Linked DNA regions of Homo sapiens: region 2 is linked to region 1. The links are chromatin contacts, found by Hi-C or POLR2A ChIA-PET in ENCODE. All regions are on one chromosome and are shown on one strand. The core of a region is the stretch at or near the end of the contact, and the rest is flanking DNA. Distances in the headings are between cores, read along the strand shown. Region 1 holds the start of GLRX5 (glutaredoxin 5). Region 2 holds the start of BCL11B (BCL11 transcription factor B).

Region 1 (2,839 bases), core at 340-2,839:
GTCATTATCACCGTGGCAACAGTGACCAGAAACTATCAGAGGAAAATTGCACATGGAACAGCTGGCTCTCGAGCAGGCATGCCTCAGCTTCCTCTGGAGTATGCTTTTTCTGCAAGTCTGGTGTGCTCGAGGGTACCACCAACCCTGTGCGGCTCCAAGACTACAGATTATGTAGCAAGTCCACTGGTCCTGCTCTTCCGGATTTATTCTTCCCGCCAATAGGAGCACTTACCACGTTCCAAGCATCGTCCTAGGCACTGAGGATACAGCAGTGAATAAAACTGAGTGCTGGGTAGGAAGTCAATAACCAAGCTAGTAAATAACTGTATATTGTCAAGCACTGGTAAGTACAAGGGAGAGCAGAGCAAGCAATGGGCCTGATGAGGCTTGCTTTGTCTCCTCTGCACTCCCACACTGCTTTGTATCTGCTTCTCATTTCTCACGATGGGTCCAAGCTTTGGGCACCAGGTCTCCCTGGACATTCCGCGCTGGCACTGCGCCTAGCACCCAGCGGCTGCTCAGGAAACGTTTGTCGAACGAACGAATTCACTTCTTAGTTCCCCATTCAACAAACCTTTCCTGATCCTAGGCCCAACAGGTTAAAAGGCTGGAGGGCCAACGAGGCTGGAAACTCAGAGGCGGCCGGGGGCGGTGGCTCACGCCTGTAATCCCAGCACTTTAAGAGGCCGAGGCAGGAGGATCCCTTGAAGCCAGGAGTTCGAGACCAGCCTGGGCAAAAAAGTGAGACATCGACCCCCCGCCCCCGCCGCCAATTCCGTCTCTACAAAAAGGAAGAAAAAAAAAAAAAACCCAGAGGAAATCACACAGGCAAAAGCGCTTTACAAATTTTAAAAATGAAAACTGTTCTAGAGAAATAATCGCGCGCCGGAGGCGGAAGCCCCAGAGCCTCAGCTCCCACGTGGCGGCGGAGCCAGGGAAAGTCCAGGAGCCAAGGCTACGGCCCGAGCGCTGGAACCCCGGTCAGGCTCCGGCTCCCCGCCACGACGAACTGCATGCGGCCGCGGCGCTCCGGAGGCGCCCGGGGACGCTCACCTAAGCTGGGAGAGGCGGATACCCGCCCGGCCTAGCCCCGCTACCTCCCAAGAGACCAACACGACAAGCGCGCGCCCACCGCATTGCCATGGCAATTCAACCGCCGCTGACACCGGAACCGGAAACTTCATCAGGAGGTGACCCCTTCCCGGCGTTCCGCGGAACGGGCGAGTCCCGCGCCTCTCCCAGTTGTCTCGGCGTAGTCCAGCTGGCCTCATTGGCTCACAGGAGGAAAGTCGTCTTCCCTCTTGTTTTGCCTCTCGTTGCCCTGCAAGCGTGACCCTGATGGACATCCAGTCTCTCCAATTAACTAACAAAGCGGTTGCCGACGACCAATAGTAAGGCAGTAGGATGAGGCTCCGGCATAAGGCCCACCTCCTACCTGCCGGGCGGGACGAGCAACATGATTGGTGGAATCGAGTAATTACTGATCAGTATTGTCCAATCACGGAGGGCAGTTTAGAGCCGGCCCAATGAGGGCCTCCAGGGGGCGGGTCGGACTGCCGCGGGCCGGGGAGCGCTCTGGGTGGCCAGCTGTGGGCCCGGGCCGTCGTGGGCTCCGGCTTGCGTGCGGAGATGAGCGGGTCCCTCGGCCGAGCTGCGGCGGCTCTGCTCCGCTGGGGGCGCGGCGCGGGCGGCGGTGGCCTTTGGGGTCCGGGCGTGCGGGCGGCGGGCTCGGGCGCGGGCGGCGGCGGCTCGGCGGAGCAGTTGGACGCGCTGGTGAAGAAGGACAAGGTGGTGGTCTTCCTCAAGGGGACGCCGGAGCAGCCCCAGTGCGGCTTCAGCAACGCCGTGGTGCAGATCCTGCGGCTGCACGGCGTCCGCGATTACGCGGCCTACAACGTGCTGGACGACCCGGAGCTCCGACAAGGTCAGGCCAGTGTGCCGGGCAGGCGCCCTCCGCCCCGGGCCCAGGAGCATCGCTGCACGAGGCCGAGGGGTTCCGCCGCGCCGGGCTGGGGAGCGGGGCTCCATCCGCCGGGGTCTGTCTGAAGGTTCGAGCCGGGTTAGGGCGAGGAGTACTGCCCTGGAGTAGAGTCTGGGCTGAGGGTGTAGTTGATTTCACTGGGTCTTGAGGATCTGGGGCTCTGTACTGTTGCCAACTTGAGCAGTAGGTAAAGTCCTAAAGGTTCACTTATCCTCACTTCGAGCTAATATAGGCGTTTCGGGGCGATTTGTCAATGACTGACTCGGAGGAGGGTGGCCCGCTGCCTGACTGCTCTGCACGGTTAGGAAACTCATAGTAAGGACCCACTGTGAGATAGGTACTTTCGCGGACACTTTGGGGAGGTTGGAAGCCATTGGCCTACTCGTGGGTAAGGTCTAGGGCTGTCGATGGTGGGGAGAGGGCTGAGGTTGCCCTTGAGGCTAGTGAGGTCGGAGGCTGATCTCGCTTGGCTCACGGCTCAGGGTGTCAAGCATCATCCTCTGTGGTTGCTACAAGCAAAGGGTTGGGACAGCTGTCGGCTGACCTTAGTCGGGATCTATGTTGTCGGGGAAGAGTCATGACATTTGGCTTTAGATACTCAAGCACAGGGCTGAATTTATGTGGGCCAGGGCTTGGAGAGGTTTGTGGGGAAAAGAAGCAGCCCTGGCTCCTGGGCCCTGGGCTAACTCACTGGCTCAGCCTTGGAGCCCAGGGGGCCAGGGCACCAGGGACCAGATGGATTAGGCCGGGAGAGGGAAGGCTGCAGCTAATAAGCATCTTTTCCAAGTACTCCACGTGCATTCGCCAGTCTTATCTGAGTAGGGGAGGAGGAAGAGGCCAGGCACAAGGGCCTGCTCC
Region 2 (2,839 bases), core at 237-2,736, 3.7 Mb after region 1:
CGGACCCACGCGCTCGCCAACTTTTCCCCACTTCCCGGCTCCCCCTCCCCCTCCGCTCCCCCAGCCCCCTCCCCCTCCTCTCCAAACCCCGCCACCAGCGCCGCCGCCGCCACACACGCCGCTCGGAGGGGCGAGCGTCCAGCCGGGCTCGGCGCGCACACACACACACTCCTCCAGCCTGCATGCCCCCTCCCCGGCCCGGAGCCGGCTCCGCAGGCCCCCGAGCCCGAGGCGCGTCCGGCTGCTCGGCGCCCCAACTCCCCGGGCTGCAAAGAAACTTTCCTATGGCCCCCGCCCCCCGCCATGCTCCAGGCCGACGCCGTAGACTCTGCCAGCCAGCGGGCGGCCCCGGCGCCTGGCCAGGCTCGGCTGTTCCGGGCTCGGTGTCCCCAGCCCCAGACGCCCGGAGCCCCATCTCCGGCCCCTCGCGCGCACTCCGCAGACACTTACGGGTGATGAGCTCCCTCTGGGACAAGTGCTGCGGGTTGCCCTGTTTGCGGCGGGACATTGCCCCGGCATCTATTCTGGCATCGCCCGGAGAGCTGCACTGATGGGGGGAGCCGGGGGAGGGGGTCCGAGCCGCCGCCGCGCCGCTGCCGCCGCTGCCGCCGCCGCCGCCGCCGCCGCACCTCCTCCTCTGCCCGGGTTGGTGTTTTTTTTCCCTTCCTCTCTTTCCCTCTCTTCCTCCTCTTCTTCTTCTTTATTTTGCTCTTTCTTCTATGCTGTTTTTTGTTTTGTTTGCAAAAAGAAAAAAAAGGGAAGAAAAGCAAGAAAAACCTCTCGATCTAAAATAAGAAAAAGAGGCAAAAAAAAAAAAAACTGCTGTTGCTTTCCGCGGACTGGCTGGTTTCTTTAAAAATATATTCTTTCGAAGGAAAAAAAATCTCTTACACTTCTTCAAACTGCTTGGCCTCTTGCACTTGCAAATGTCTTCTTGAACTTAAACTGGGTTTTGCACCGGCTCCTGACACTTTCTTTCAGGGTCTGGTAGGTGGAAAGCGCACTTCTACCAGGAGGGGAAAAAAAATGCAAACAAATAAAAAAATAAAAGAAGAAAAAGCAAAGGAAAAAAAAAAGCAAAGAAAACTTGGGGACTTGTCTCGTACCCCCTCACCCCGCCCCCTCAAAAAACCCAAAGCAATGTAAAACTGCCCCGGTTCGGTTGTTTCTGGGTTTTCTGCGGGCTGCCTGTTTTTGTTTTTGTTTTTGTTTTTTCTCGGAGACTGACCCTTCCGAGGCTCTGGGGGGACACCAGGAGAGGCTCCTTCCCAGTTCACCTGGCAGGCTGGCGCCGGCCGGAGGGGCTGCCGAGTCCCCGCGAGCGCTCCCCAGCGCTCCCCTGGCGCCGCGGGCCCGGGGGGAGCGGGGCGGAGGGGCGGCTCGCCCAGTGCGCCTGGGTCGGTGCGGGCGCAGACTGGGAGCTATAGATTGCAACGTGAAGATGGCGGAGTCCGGGTTCTCTGGGAGCTCTCGGTCTCTCTATGGCTGGGGCTGCCTCTGTACAATGGGATAAAATTCAAGTTCAAGTGCGGACGTGACGTTTAATCTGCACTAGAGACAAAAAGACCCAGAGAGTCGGAGCACTGGGGGCGACTAGCGGTGGCTTTTTAACATTGTACCCTGTAAGAGAACAAGAAAGCACACACAGAGACACACTCGCGCGCGCGCGCACACTCACACACACACACACACAGTCGCCAGTTGCGCACACCCGCAGCCCAAGCCGGACACACGTGCAAACCGCGTTTTTGTGCGCTCATCTCCCCCGAGCCCCGGCTGCGCAACAGCGGGAGGGGGTTGGGGGGGGCCACTGGGCAGCTTATTTTAAAATAAAAGAAAAATCGTCCTTATATCTCCTCCATCCTGGGAGCAGGACCCCCTGAGAAGGGGGGCGGGGTGCTGTGTGAGTGAACTAAATTGAATCAATGCAAGTCTCCACCCACCCAAAAGCTCTTTCGGACTTGGACTTTGGGGGTGGGGGCGTGGACTGTGGAAAAGGGTTGGGGTCGACATGGGAGTTGGGGGGACAGTAAGAATCGCTTCGTTTCCCTGGAAAAGTCGCTTGGTAGTTTTTACTTTTGTTTTATGGTCGCGGGCGGCGAGGGGAGGGGAGTAGATGTTGGAGTTCAACTTCCAAAAAGTGTCTCCATATAAATCCTGGTATTACAGACTCTGGGAGGGTGAGGATGACAAAATAAACGACACTAAGACAACAGAATCAAGAGCACGTGAGGGGGTGAGAAGTGTTTGAGACCTTGTTTGAGTCCCACTTGGAAAAGGATTTTCACTCAAATCTTTGTCCCCTCCCCTCACCTTACCCCGATTAACTCCTGGGGTCAAACACGACCCCACCTCCTAAACTGGGTCTATGGCAAGCGAGAGGGTAAAGGGACCGGGGCGCTCCACGTGGGAGAGGGACTTGGACTTGCCAGCCCAGGAGTAGGTGTGGCCAAATCTCCGCAGATACTCGGGTGGGTGACTCCAGGAGGCGCCCCTGACAATCACAGCAACCTGGAAGTCACACCCCGCCCCCCGCGCTCCTCGGCCCAGGGTAGGACTTGGAAATGCCTGTCAGACTGGGAAGGACGCAGCTGCCTTGTCAGCCGTTTGATCTCCAACCGGCGAGGACAAGAGGAGTTGTGGGGCCTCTCCGTGGCCCGGGGACAAGGCCAGACCACGGCCCCCGTGGACACCCCCCATTCCCCAGGCTGTGGCCAACTTTGTCAATTTGATGACCTGGCCTCCAGGGCTGGGCGCGCCACGCGGCTGGCCTCCTCTCCCTTCTCAGGGTTTCTCTGGAGGCGGCCAGGGCGGGTCGGGGCCTGGCTCCGGCTAGGCT

The links. Hi-C counts contacts between places; a loop is a spot of excess contacts on that map. ChIA-PET counts read pairs that join two places held with the same protein, here RNA polymerase II (POLR2A). Pooled maps may share reads with other maps.
Region 2: a pooled map shows a loop between it and region 1 (4-fold over the local background). The contact joins the promoter of BCL11B here to the promoter of GLRX5 in region 1. A Hi-C loop is called at or near these places in 2 of 50 pooled maps. POLR2A ChIA-PET finds 5 or more read pairs at or near these places in 3 of 52 experiments (Caco-2, RWPE1 and activated CD8-positive, alpha-beta memory T cell).

Annotation. Positions count from the first base shown.
Region 1 is chr14:95,533,461-95,536,299 of GRCh38, forward strand. It overlaps GLRX5 (glutaredoxin 5), which reads left to right and starts at 1,590. Exons shown (of 2, transcript NM_016417.3): 1 at 1,590-1,924. The coding sequence starts at 1,630. SNHG10 (small nucleolar RNA host gene 10) reads right to left here and starts at 1,412. Exons shown (of 1, transcript NR_003138.3): 1 at 1-1,412. It also overlaps SCARNA13. RefSeq lists enhancers at 20-809, 810-1,599, 863-1,322 and silencers at 1,463-1,752, 1,963-2,022.
Region 2 is chr14:99,270,711-99,273,549 of GRCh38, forward strand. BCL11B (BCL11 transcription factor B) reads right to left here and starts at 1,487. Exons shown (of 4, transcript NM_138576.4): 1 at 451-1,487. The coding sequence starts at 508. RefSeq lists a silencer at 1,334-1,413.